Regions from separate parts of the Homo sapiens genome. Here region 1 is linked to region 2. Evidence: read pairs that join two places in POLR2A ChIA-PET (ENCODE). Cell type or tissue: GM12878. All regions are shown on one strand. Each heading gives the region's core, and the rest is flanking DNA. Links, peaks and the distances in the headings are about the cores only. Region 1 has its middle 14 kb from the start of HSFX4. Region 2 overlaps LINC00850 (long intergenic non-protein coding RNA 850).

The links. ChIA-PET counts read pairs that join two places held together with the same protein. Peaks named below come from ENCODE experiments on the same cell type or tissue, not always from the same donor. Only the 100,000 strongest peaks of a DNase experiment are listed, where the experiment ranks them.
Region 1: POLR2A ChIA-PET joins it to region 2 with 5 read pairs; 3 of 35 experiments call an interaction of 5 or more read pairs at or near these places.

What each region holds. Positions count from the first base shown.
Region 1 is chrX:149,912,664-149,919,471 of GRCh38, reverse strand. No RefSeq gene overlaps it. Among named protein-coding and RNA genes, the nearest start is that of HSFX4, 14 kb to the left of the region's middle. In GM12878, for the core only: a CTCF peak has its summit at 2,517; a DNase peak (open chromatin) is centred at 2,521; H3K27ac peaks cover 339 bases.
Region 2 is chrX:149,826,496-149,833,303 of GRCh38, reverse strand. The region is part of intron 1 of LINC00850 (long intergenic non-protein coding RNA 850); the gene reads right to left. Among named protein-coding and RNA genes, the nearest start is that of LINC00850, 4.2 kb to the right of the region's middle. RefSeq lists enhancers at 2,731-2,850, 2,871-2,940, 2,961-3,100, 3,301-3,350. In GM12878, for the core only: no CTCF peak of the experiment used is centred there; DNase peaks (open chromatin) are centred at 2,863 and 3,383; H3K4me3 peaks cover 681 bases; H3K27ac peaks cover 1,545 bases.

The DNA.
Region 1 (6,808 bases), core at 889-4,888, 86 kb before region 2:
TCAGTTTGGGAAAGTGGACAGACAGCCTGGCTACTTTCTTTCCTTGCTTCTGGCCTACAAGTCAGGCAGTAGGATTATCAAATGCAGCTGTGCCCAGGGAGGGATTATTATTTTTTAAATTGTTGTTCTACACTGCTCACTGCATAAATGAGCAGGATGAAAAGGAGTAAACCCATTTTGGAATCTTTTGGAAATGCGGGATTTCTTCCTGACTGCTTCCTAAACATGAGGGGCCTTTCTGTTCTCATGATGCTGTATGACAGTGTTTTTCTGTAAAAACAGTGTCATCTCTCTTTCATATAGCCCTGCCAGGCAAGAAGGCCAGGGGGAGGGTAAGAGATGACTGAAGCAATGTAAAGCTTTTATTGTTGAGTGGGCCATGCTGATTTTATAAGGATGGAGGAAAAAGAGAATGAGACATCTGTAGAGGTGTGGGAGAAGGCATTGTGATCTTGGTGTTTCAGAACTATTCCTGAAAGCTTTCACCTCTTGCTGAAGGAAAACACCCCATGCTGCCTTTGAAAGCTTCTGCAAGTTTTGTGTATCCAAAATGATGGCCATGCCTGAGACCACACCTGACCCCACCGACTAAGGGACAGAGGAGGTGGCCCGAGCTTCTCCATGTTTCCCTTAGAGCGCCTCCAGGTGTCCTCTGGATCTGTCATGCACAAGCCAAACTGTCTGCAAGGGAAACCAAGGATGGAACTGGACTATATAGCCTGTACTGGAAAACAGGCCACAGTGTGGTACTGTTAACCTGTGCTGCCTGACTTAGGTACACCCTCTTGTGTTGCCCAAACTATGGTACACTCTGAGTTTGCAGGGAGACCATGTGTATGCTCGGGTATTGTACAGCTTATGTGCCCTGCCTGTCATGACACTGCCTCAGCCCTGGATGGCTTCCAGGTCAGCTCGAACTTCCTGTCCAGAGCTGTGTTTTACCTGAATTGATGCCCCAATTGATTGAATTGGCCAAGTATAAAGAAAAAGTACTGAAATTTAAGAGGGAAGCCACGTGACTGTCTAAGATACATCTCTTTGGTTAATGGGGTTTGTGTTAACTGGTTCAGTACAGGACCCCTAACAGGCACAAGTGACATCTATATGCAGCTTGGTTTCCACCCTGTTGTGTCAGGTCCTATGATAATTTTCCTGTAATATGCCTTGGCCAGTGGGGTGCACTGTGAAGAAAAGAGTTCACACAGCAGGCCTCACTGCTATCTTTGGCAAAGCCTGCTGCTTTCAGTGTTATCCATTGGCTGGATTCTCAGGACTTGGATTTGGGAGGGATTCCACCTTTCTCAGAACTGATCAGGGTGGTTCACTATACCCAAGCTGCTTATGCAAACAAAAAGCTGCACACTGCTTTCCTCCTGGGAGTCTGGAATTTTGGTTCATGCCAGGCAGAACTGCTTATGTGACCAGTGCCAAGTTCAACTCATGGGTGATGAGGTTTTACTGAGCTCCGCTGGTTGGCAGCATTTTACATGTGTGGTCACACCTTGTTGTGAGGGAATTAAGTGCGTTCTATGTGACCCTACTGGGAGATGAGATGACTCTGGAAACTTGTGTCTGGTCTCCTGCACTTCTCCCTGTGCACCCTTTCCCTTTGCTGATTGTGCTTGGTATCCTTTCACTGTAGTAAGTTGTCGTCGTGGGTAGGACTATATCATGAGTCCCATGAGTTCTCCTAGTGAGCTACTAGACCTGATTCAGTGGTCTGGGTTCCCCCATTTCATTTTGGGGACCCTGACACACCTGTCCATCCCTTCCGTCTCCCACTCCAGGGAATTTCAGATTAGGACGCTGCTGAGAAGAATCATAATGGCCAAGCTTGCTTAAGTGCTTCTTAGGTCTCAAGGACTGTTCTCAATGCTTTGCAAACATCCATAGATTCTATTGTTCCACCCATTTTGTGAAGGAAACTCCGAGTCCTATCTATGCAGCTTTTCTGTAAATCCAACTCTGTTCTAAAACAAAATGGTTAGGTTTCTAAAAAGTAAATAGTAACAAGAGCATTGGGGAAAGAAACCAGACTTGAAGTAAGATCAATATGGCAGTGAAAATTCCTGTACCATGTTTTCCTGTTGTATCTCTAAGCCTGGAGTCACAGTCAGCCCAAATATGAGAACTGCACAAGAGGTGTGGACAGAAAGAGATCTATGAGAAAGATTTTTCTTTACTGACCAAGAGCTAGGAAGAGAGGCCTTTACAGCATACAGATAATGAGGGACAGAACCTTTTTATCTTGCTTGCTCTGCCTCCAGGCCAGCCTCTGTCCTGAATCTGTAACCTGTGGCGGCAGCATCAACCACAGCTGGGCAGGCACATAAACACTCCAGGCAGTGATTCCTACTCTCTGATAAGAAATTTCATCCAAAAACCCTGGAAGGATTGCAAGGAGGAAATGAAAAGCACTTGTGCAGGTCACAGCAAGGGGCACAGGCTAGCAAAAAGACTGAGGCCTACTCATAGGTGTGTAGAACACTTCCTCTCCTCCACGCCTTACCACTACGTGGCACTGAAACAACTGTGCATCTCAAACTTCACTTAAAAAGTCTCTGGGGAAACCCAAGATGACAGGGGCAGACCAAAAAAATGGAAACCAGAAGAAAGTTCAACCTCTGATGCCTCTAGCTCCACAAAACAGTAAACACAGTCTAACTCTTAGTCAAATAAAAATAAACTATCACTGTAAAGGCCTATTTTCCTCAATTCCATTTACCCAGTACATTATATATATTTTTAAAAATAATAGAAATGTTTATTTATGGAGGTAATGTTTTGTGTGTGTTGATTTTTTTTTATTGAACAAGTAATATTAAAAAAATGGTAATGGAACACACATAGTCCCACAACCTTTACACATATACCATTGCATTGTGTAACAGCAGTAGCAGTAGTAGCTAGCATTGATTGTACATTTACTGTGTGCAAGGCACAAGCTGAAAACTTTAGGAGCATTGCTTCCTTTAATTCCCATGACGATTATGTAAGATAGTTATTTTACTATCTCATTTTACGGATGAAGAATTTGCAAAACAAAGATAATAATGGGTATAGTACACACTTATAACCAGAGCATGAAGTCAACTTTGCATTAAGCTTCTTTCACTTAGTACAATGATGTATTTTCCATATTGAATAGACCATTCTAGTATATTCACATATCAGTTTTCTTCTCATTAGACATTTAGATCATCCCATTTTTCACAATTATATTTAACATTGTAGTGATCAATTTCATTTAGTGCTCGTCTTGAATTATTTTTCTTAGGATGGGGTCTCAAAAGTGATCTTCCTCAATCCAAAGGTAAAATCACCTAGCTTTGATAATAACATACTAAAACAAAAAACTTTTTTAAGAAAGCCCACATTTTGTCAATGTTTATAAAACCAAATCATTCTCTTCATAGGTTTAGATAGTCATACATTTAAAATAATGGTACTGTAATTTTAAAATTATGAAGGTATTTTTATATAATTCAGTCTCATTGCAAAATCACTCCATGGAGACTATCTTCCAGGCAGCTAGGCACTTCAAGAAAACTTCCAGATTTATGAAGGCAAGACGTTTCTGCCTTCTTCTACTGAATTCACCCCCAAACCACAAGACAATGAGAACCAGAATCACAACTCAATTTTGGACAACACCAGAAGACATTTGTAACTCAGAACTCTGTTGTACAAGCAGAGGACAGTGGCAGGAAAGGTCAAACCAAGTGTCTGAAGAAAGGCTCAGGAACCCAAGGCACCAGCTACTGCAGAAGGTGAGCAAGAAGTGCAGGCTGAAAACAAGGGAGTTATGTGAGTCTATGTAAGGGACAGAGTCCCCCAATTTTCAGTCCTATTAGCAAGAAGCAGGACGGCATCCTTCAGAAAAACTGAAAAGAGAGCCTCTGGATATAGAGTCACAAGGCACAGAGTGGGGCATGGTGTACCAGACCAGACCCAGGGGACTGGATGAAGTCTGCATCTTGAATGGAGAGACCTCCAGATGTCTGGTTTTCAACAACAACAAAATTACAAGGCATAGTAAAAGAAAAATAACATAGGTTGGAAAGAATGAGTATCAGAAACAGACTCAGCATATGGCAGAGCTGTTTTGTGAAGCTAGAGGCATTGGAGGTTGAACTTTCTTCTGGTTTCCTTTTTTTTTGGTCTGCCCCTGTCATCTTGGGTTTCCCTAGAGACTTCTTAAATGAAGTTTGAGATGCACAGTTGTTTCAAATTGACAATTTTTCATTTATTTTATTTTTTATGGACACATAGTACCCATAGTAGGTGTATGTATTTATGGATTACATGAGATATTTTGATACAGGCATGCAACATGTAATAATCACATCAGTGTAAATGGAATATTCACCACCTCAAGCATTTACCGTTTGTGTTATAAATAATCCAATTATACTTAGTTATTTTAAAATGTACAATTAAATCATGTTTTACTATAGTCACTGTTGTGCTATCAAATACTACATCTTATTCTTTCTATTTCTTGTATCCATTAATCATGCTCACTTCCCCCTTCCACCCCCAACTACCCTTCCCAGCCTCTGGTAACCATCCTGCTACTCTCTGTCTCCATGAGTTCAATTGTTTGTATTTTTACCTCCCACAAATAAGTGAGAACATGCAAAGTTTGTCTTTCTGTACCTGGCTTATTTCACTAAACATAATGTCCTCCAGTTCCATCCATGTTGTAGCAAATGACAGGGTCTCATTAGTTTTTAGGGCTGCATAGTACTCCACTGTGTGTAGGTGCCACATTTTCTTTTCTTTTTTTTTTTATTATACTTTAAGTTCTGGGGTATATGTGCAGAACGTGCAGGTTTGTTACATAGGTATGCACGTGCCATGGTGGTTTGCTGCACCCATCAACCCGTCATCTACATTAGGAATTTCTCCTAATGCTATCCCTCCCCTAGCCCCCCACCCCCTGACGGGCCCCAGTGTGTGATGTTCCCCTCCCTGTGTCTATGTGTTCTCATCGTTCAACTCCCACTTATGAGTGAGAACATGTGGTGTTTGGTTTTCTGTTCTTGTGTTAGTTTGCTGAGAATGATGGTTTCCAGCCTCATCCATGTCCCTGCAAAGGACATGAACTCACCCTTTTTATGGCTGCATAGTATTCCATAGTGTGTATGTACCACATTTTCTTAATCCAATCTATCATTGATGGACATTTAGGTTGCTTCCAAATCTTATCTATTGTGAATAGTGCTACACTAAACATGGGAGTGCAGATATCTCCTTCAATATAATGATTTCTTCCTTTTGGGTATATACCAACCAATGAGATTGCTGGATCATATGATAGCTCTATTTTTAGTTTTTTGCAGAACCTCCAAACTTTCCCATAGTGGTTGTACTAATTTACATTCCCACCAACAGTGTTCCATTTTCTCCACATCCTCACCAGCATTTGGATAAATGTCATTTTAACTGGCATGAGATGATATCTCACTGTAGTTTTGATTTGTATTTCTCTGATATCAGTGATGTTGGGCACCTTTTCATATACTGTTAGCAACTTATATGTCTTCTTTTGAGAAATATCTATTCAAACTTCAGATCTTTTACTCATTTTGAATTGGATTATTACACTTTTTCCTATAGAATTGTTTGAGCTCCATATATATTCTGGTTATTAATCCCTTATGAGATGAATAGTGTACAAATATATTCTGTGGGTTGTCTCTTTACTTTGTTGATTTTTTTCCTTTGCTGTGAAGAACATTTTTTACTTGATGCGATCCCATTTATCCGTTTTTTCTTAGGTTGCCCATGCCTGTGCTTGCAAAGATTACTCAAGAAATCTTTGCCCAGATTGATGTGCTGGAGAGTTTCCCCCAATGTTTTTAGTCTTTTCATAGTTTGAGGTCTTAGATTTAAGTTTTTAATTCATTTTGATTTGATTTTTATATATGGCAAGAAATAGAGGTCTAGTTTCATTTTTCTGCATATGGATATCCAGTTTTCCCAGCAGACATTTATTGAAAAGACTGTTTTCTCCAACGTATCTTCTTGCCACCTTTGTCAAAAATAAGTTGACTGTAGATGTATAGATTTAGTTCTAGGTTTTGTTTTCTGTTACATTCATCTATGTGTCTGTTTTTATGCCAGTGCCATGCTATTTAGGTTACTGTAGCTCTATAGTATAATTTGAAATTGGGTAATGTGATTAATCCAGTTTTGTTCTTTATTAGTAGGATAGCTTTGGCTATTCTGGGTCTTTTGTGATTCTATATAAATTTTAGGATTGTTTTCTATATTTATGTGAAGAATATTATTGGTATGTTGATTGAGATTGCATTTAATCTATAGATAGCTTTGAATAGTATGGACATTTAACAATATTGATTCCTCCAATCCATAAACATAGAATATCTTCCTATTTTTTTGGTGTCCTCTTCAATTCCTTACATCAGTGTTTTATAGTTTTCATTGTAGAAATCTCACTTCTTTGGTTAAATGAATTTCTAGTTATTTTATTTTATTTGTAGCTCTTGTAATCAAGGATTACATTCTTGATTTCTTTTTCAGATTATTTACTGTTGTCATATAAAAATGCTACTAAGTTTTGTATGTTGATTTAGTATCCTGCAACTTTACTGAATTTATCAATTCTAATAGTTTTTTGGTGGAGTCTTTCGATTTTTCCAAATATAAGTTTGTATCATCTGCAAACAAGGATAATTTGACTTCTTCTTTTACAACTTAGATGCCCTTTATTTCTTCTTGTCTGATTGCTCTAGCTAGGACTTCTAGTGATATGCCAAATAACACTGGTGAAAGTGGGCAT
Region 2 (6,808 bases), core at 975-4,974:
ATTAAAGGACTTACAAGGAGTTTTCCTTGGCCTGCGGTGTTTTGTTTTTACCTTTTTAGATGGATGAAATGCCAGGGTGAAGGGGATAGCCAATTGGATTAGAGCACAAGTACTGCTCCAATTATTTGGCAAAGTGTCTAGTAAAGATCCTCTACAGGATTACCATACATTTGCTTGGGGATGGCTAAGCATGGACTGATGGGCAAGCTCTTAGAAAGGCTTGAGCTCTTTATATCCTTTTATGTTTCCAAGAAACACCAAATCTTCCCCCTGCCATGAGAGGTACAAAGTAAACTTGGCATTTAGAGGTGGAAGCTGGATTGCCCTCAGGGGCTGGCCCACAGGGGGTTGAACTTTAGGAGATAGCAGAGAGAGCTCAGTAGGATGGATTATTCTAAGCAGTGGGATTTTGAAAAAGAGCCACCGTACAGTCCGTATGTGGTCAATGGGGAGACCATTCGAATGGAAAGGGGATAATCTGGGCCTCTGGCCTACCGTGCATACAAGCGTCATAATCGCTTTTATTAACGGATTATTTAATCAATTTCAGCCAGGCATTTGCAATTTGATATTTTGTCTTGACGGCTGTTTGTCTTAGGTCTCTTATTTTTATAATAGACACCCTAGTTTTATTAGATGTAGGAGCAACCGGTGTGAGATCTAGAACTGAGGCTACTGAAGAAGGGGAAGATGGGGGAATAATGCATATTTTAAAAATACTTATGGGGGTCTTTTCCATTTACGTCAATCCTTATACTATAGAAGCGACTAAGGGCAGGTTTAGAGTTAGTTAAGGTGGAGGTGGTGATAGAGAGAAGGACGGGGTTATATTGATAAGGCTGACAGTTAGAAGGGGTAGTCCTTTTAGTGAAATAGATGAGGGATTTTAGATCTGCACAAACCTTTTTCGTGGAAGTTTAACTTTGCTCCTGAGTAGTTTAATGGATGTAGTCCCATTTACTACAAGGTTGCCAGCCTGTAGGAGCAGAAAATTGGCATCTTGGCTGCATGTGATTACAACAATGAGTGCTAGGGGTAACCGTGTCAATTAGAGGGCTGGGACATAAATATTTGTGTGAAAAGACTAGCTGTTGTTGATCTTTTACATTTCCACAAGGTATGACAGCGCAAGCATTAAAGGCAATGGTTTGAGGTGAGTTAGATTTAGTTACATTAATAACAAAGGAGCTAGTAACAGAATAAGGAAAGGAAAGGAAGCAATATAGAAGGTATATGAAAATTAAGCTTTCTTTAACTTAGTAGGGCTTGATCCTAGTACAGTAACCCACGATTTTGAGAGGAAGTTTTTTTTGACTCGAGTATGGTGGGTCCATTTTTTTTTGTCTTGGCTGTGCGGACGGCAGTCTCAGCAGTTAACAGCATAAAATAGGGTTCTTCCTAGGCTGGCTTGAGTTTTTCTATCTTTTGATGAGGACGTGGTTTTCAGGCTGGTGCTGATGTACTGGAAATTCTAGGGGTGGCACCTGTGCTAAAAGACTTTTAGTTCCAAGGGAAGGAAAAGTGGAAGATAAGTATATAATTTTTGCTGCATATTCTGGGGCTTGAGGCCTCATGGTGACGCCTCCTGCTCCATTCTTGCTCAGTGCCACCTAGGGGATGCTGCAGTCCTGCCCCTTCTTAATGTCTTGGCCTTCTTGTGGCCTTCACTGCCCCTGTGCACTGTGACCTTGAGGATGAGGGGCCTTGTGACTTACCTGGCTGCCTTTGGGCCTTAAGAAAGCTAAACACCATTTTATATTTGACAATGTTTTTTATATGATTTTATACCAGATAAGTTAAATTTTATCTTTATATTAATATGCTATTAATGTTAAACTTAATTTTAATAAAATTTTGTAGACATTATCTAATTTTAATGTCTGACTATAGTTAAATTTTATCTTTATATTAATATGCTATTAATGTTAAACTTAATTTTAATAAAATTTTGTAGACATTATCTAATTTGAATGTCTGATTATAAGGTAAGACTTTTATAGACTCTTTTTAACTTTTTATAATTTTTGTTAAAGAGCAGGTTAGTGCTTCAAGAAAGATCTATTGTGCTTTAATTTTAACGTCCAGTTCAGAAAAACTGGATGATACCTCTTTAACTTTAGCCAGTATGTTTACACACAGAATTTCCTTTACAATTAACTTTTTAAAACTTGCTTAAACCTTTAAAACAAAAAAAAATTTTAAACCTTTAATGTAGGTAAAAATCCACATTCTTATGCCTCCTTAAAATCCTGTTATTAAAAGTATATTTTATGTTTCTTACATACCTTGTACATAAACTTTTTAAAAATAATTTTACATTCAGGAGGCCTAATTACTTTTAAATTATACAATATTTCTTGCATAAATTCCCTTTTATAGCTTTTCTTACAACTTTCACAATCTGCAACATGTCTTAACTTTGTGCCTTCCTTTTACACTATTTCTTTTTCTAGTTTCACCCTCTATGTCTTTGATTTCTGTCTCTTCCAGTTTCTCTTACTTACCCTTTCCATTTCTCTTTCTCTCTCATTTGCACTGTATTTCTCTCTCTCTCTCTCTCTCTCTCTCTCTCCCTCATCCTCTGTCATCCTTTGTCATCCTGTTTCCCTTTCTTTTCCCGAGTTCTCTTGCTCCTGCCGTGAGCGGGGACCAGCCACGGCCGCCCCCTACGCGTGCGCGGCCGGCTGTTTCTCCTGTGTTCCCCCCCTTTACTTTCTTTTTTTTCATTTCTTTTTACACTTAGTTTCTCGGGCTGGGTGAGATTTGCGTGGCTGCAGTCTGGGCCTAGGGCAGTCACCAGCCTAGAGGCTTGGCAGATGCCTGCCGCAAATTGCAAGAATTATGCCCTATTCACCTCCTCTGCTCTCCTCCCAGCAAGGGTCCACCGCCCTCTTTTTCACATAGACTGGGGCTGGGGAGAGGGACTTAACCCTTGGCGTGCCTGCCTCGCTGTTTGGCTCTGTGACTGCTGTTTTTGCTTGCTTTCTCTCTTCTCTCCTAAGTTCTTTTTCTTCTCTGCTGGTCTTTCCTTAGTCTCTGCCAGCCACCTATGCTGCTGTTTTTCCTTCTCCTTTCCCTTCCCTTAGGGGAGGGACCGGCGGGAGTGGAGCTACTCTTTCTTCCCCTGAGAAGAAAGGAAAGGGGGGTTTCTAAATATTTTTCTTACTTCCGGAGGTTTGTGTGAGGTTCAACCCCCCCACCATGGGGATTTCTCACCTCTTTCTGAGGTTCAACCCCCCCACCATGGGGATTTCTCACCTCTTTCTGAGGTTCAACCCCCCCCCCAAGGAATTCTCAGCTCTTTCTGAGGTTCAACGCCCCTGGGGATTTCTCACCTCTTTCTAACCTCCAGGACATCCTGACTAAGGCATACTTTACCACCCCTGCAGTTTTTTTACTTTACTGGCTCCTGCGGCTTCTCCTTCCTTGGTCTGTGCACAGAGTCATCACTGCAGTATGTGAGGATCCTTTAAGCTAGGTTGCTGGCCAGTTTCTGTTTTTTTTTTTCTCTCTCTCTCTCTCTCTCTTTTTATTTTTGCATTGCTGAGAGTACAGGTTTATTCATCACACCGGGTGGGTCTCAATTTCTCACCCATGAGACGCTTGCAATGAGGTAAGGGAGCACGCTCCATCATGAGAGACGACTGGAGACCACCCCCAGAGGAGAATGTATCCCCATATGGCCCATCAAATTGTTTGAAATGCTTGTTCCCTAGTGCCGTAAAGAAATAGCACTTGAACATTATTATTTAGTAAGGCCATTTTTACTTTCTGCAGAAAGGGTACACTCGCCAGCAGTTTTGCCACGAGAATACACCAAACAAAGGAGACAGGGTCATTTATGACCTGACGCATCCACCCTACTGCTGTGTCCGGTTTCCATTGGCTGGAACGGGACCTCACATTCTGTATTCGTCCCAAATGGCTAGCAACTTAGGAGTTTTTAGAAGAGGCAAAGGTAGAGGAGAACAAAGGAAGGAGGAAGTAAATTGTGGAATGCTGAGAAAGGTAAAAACACTTTTAAATAAAGAAGAGGCACAGGCTATGACCTGATGCTTGCTTGGACCAGTATAAGCATGCCAGGGCAAGTATTTAGGAGCACAGGTCTTTGAATAAATTTTGCTTCTAAGAGAAGTTACTATTTATTCCTAATTAGATTGGAAGGAAAGTCTTTGAAGACGAACTTCTACTTTACTTTTTATTTACAATGTCCAGTTCACAGAAAAACTGGATGATACCTCTGTAACTTTAGCCAATATGTTTACACACAGGATTCCCTTTACAATTAACATTTCAAAACTTGCTTAAACCTTTAAAACAAAATATTTTTTTAACCTTTTAATGTAGGTAAAAATCCACATCATTATGCCTCCATATAATCCTTTTACCAAAGGTATATTTTACTTTCCTTATACACTTTGCACGTAAACTGTTTCTTCAATAATTCTACATTCAGGAGGCCTAATTACTTTTAAATTATACAACATTTCTTGCATAAATTCCCTTTTATAACTTTTTTTTGGTCATGACTTTCACAGACAATTCTTCCATGTGCCTCAACTTTCTGACTTGCTGCAAACATCCTTTTCTTTAAACAACCAGTTAATTTACTTTAGGACAAGAATTTACCATATAACATTCTTTTTACATAAATTCCCCCCTCCACCCTTTTTTTCCTAAAGATGATAACCATTCTTTTCCAAAGCGAACTTCCTTCATGTCTGTGGACTAGACTGCCTAAGACCATAAGATTAGAAGTTAGGATAATACATGTTACACTGTTAACTTTTAGCAAACTTTACTTTTGTTGAAAACCTTGTAAGTTTGGGATTTCAATTATCCTTTGCTGTTAACAAGACCTTGTTTAGTCCAGATTTACTTAGAATTGGCATAGATGGTTCCTTCCTGGTTCTTTAAGTACTTTAAGGCTTGGCTGAGAGGAAACAGCTCTCAGGTTTGAGCAGACCAATTATTAGGCCATTTTCCTAACTCTGCTTTTACAAGAGTTTCCCTATCAATTACTGAATACCTATTGTGTCTTTTTCCCTCAGTCACCAGGGAGGAACCATCTATTGTCCTGTCCTGAAGGGAGTTCCTCCTAGGTATGGTCAGACCTTTGTATGGTAATTAATTAAGATTTAGATCCCCTGTTAGGAAACCTGCTGGGTTAAGGGAATTATCCGTGGTTAATGTTAAATCATCTTTTTCTAACAGAAGAGTCCCATACTTTAAGATTTTTGAGTTAGTAAGCTACCTTTCTGCTTTTTTTTTTTTTTTTGACTTAAGATAGTTCTGAACTTGTGAGGTGTGCTTACAATGAAGTTTCCTCTAAAAGCGATTTTTCTACTTTCTTCTGCTAGCAAAGCAGTTGCTGCTACAGATTAAATGCATTTGGGCCATCCGCAGGTTAAGGATTTTAGATAGGAAGGCTAAGGGTTGTCAGTGGCCTAAGTGCTTTAGGGCTATGCCCTTGTTTACACTGACAACAAGGTGGTATTGGAGTGTTATAGGGTCATGGAGAAGACCTTCAATTATCAATTATAGGTTTTAAATTTACCCTGGCTTTTAAAGGAATAGGGTACACTGTTTCTTCTTCACTACTTCTATCTTTCTTTCTTTGACTTTCTGTCTCTCTCTTTCTCTCCCTTTGACTCCGTCTCTGCCTCTCTCTCTTTGACTCCCTCTTTGTCTGTCTCTTCCTCTCTCTCTGCCTCTCTTTTTCTCTGTCTCTCTTTGACTTTCTGTCTCTCTCTCTCTGACTCCCTCTTTGTCTCTCTCTCTTCCTCTCTCTCTCTCTGACTCCCTCTTTGTCTGTCTCTTCCTCTTTCTCTCTCTCTCTGACTCCCTCTTTGTCTGTCTCTTCCTCTTTCTCTCTCTCTCTTTGACTCCCTCTTTGTCTGTCTCTTCCTCTCTCTCTGACTGCATCTTTGTCTCTTCCTCTCTCTCTGCCTCTTTCTCTCTCTCTCTTTGACTCCCTCTTTGTGTGTGTCTCTCTCTCTTTCTCTCTTTGATTCCCTCTTTGTCTCTTCCTCTCTCTCTCTCTTTCCCCCCTCCCTCTCTTTCCTCTCTGCTGTTCTTTCCCTGCCTCTGCCAGCTGCTTATGCTGCTGTTCTCCCCTCTCCTTCCCCTTTCCCTAGGGGAGGGACTGGCAGGAGTGGAGCTACTCTTTCTTCCTCTGAAAAGAGGATGCCCAAGATGGACATTAACTCGACCCAGGTGTACAACTGAGGTCCTAAGAATTGGTCAATTTGGTCTGCCACTCTGTAAGGGTCATCTAGTAGTGATTTAAGCTCCTTTTTTAAAACTGTGGACTTCTGAACTCGGTAGGGTAGCATTTACAAATCCAATGCCCCCTTCCCCCCTCCCCCCACCCTCCTTGTGGTACCTCTTTCAAAGGTAAGAGGATCAGGGCTAACCCCTTAGGTACAGAGGGAAATGGGAAATTCTGAATATCTTTTTTACATCGTTCTACCTCATACTGGAGTCCTTTTAGACAGGGGTATTTAGGTCGGGAGGGAACAGACTGATGGAATGGTAATTCCCAAGAGTCAGGGTTATAAGGAGGAGGGATAACATGAGTAGAGGGGGATTTGGAATGGGATCTGAGGTGTCAGTGGCTGTCTGAGGGGAAAGATTGGGGACACTGAATGGGGGAAGATAGTCTAGAGGATCTCATGCGCTGGAATGTTTAGGCGTGAGAGCTGGCTCCTCTGACTTTTCATTTTGAGGTGCCAGATTGGGTTCTTCCCTATTTGTTTTTAAGGGAAAAAGGAGGGCAGGTCCTTGTCTCCATAGCCTAGTTCTTCTT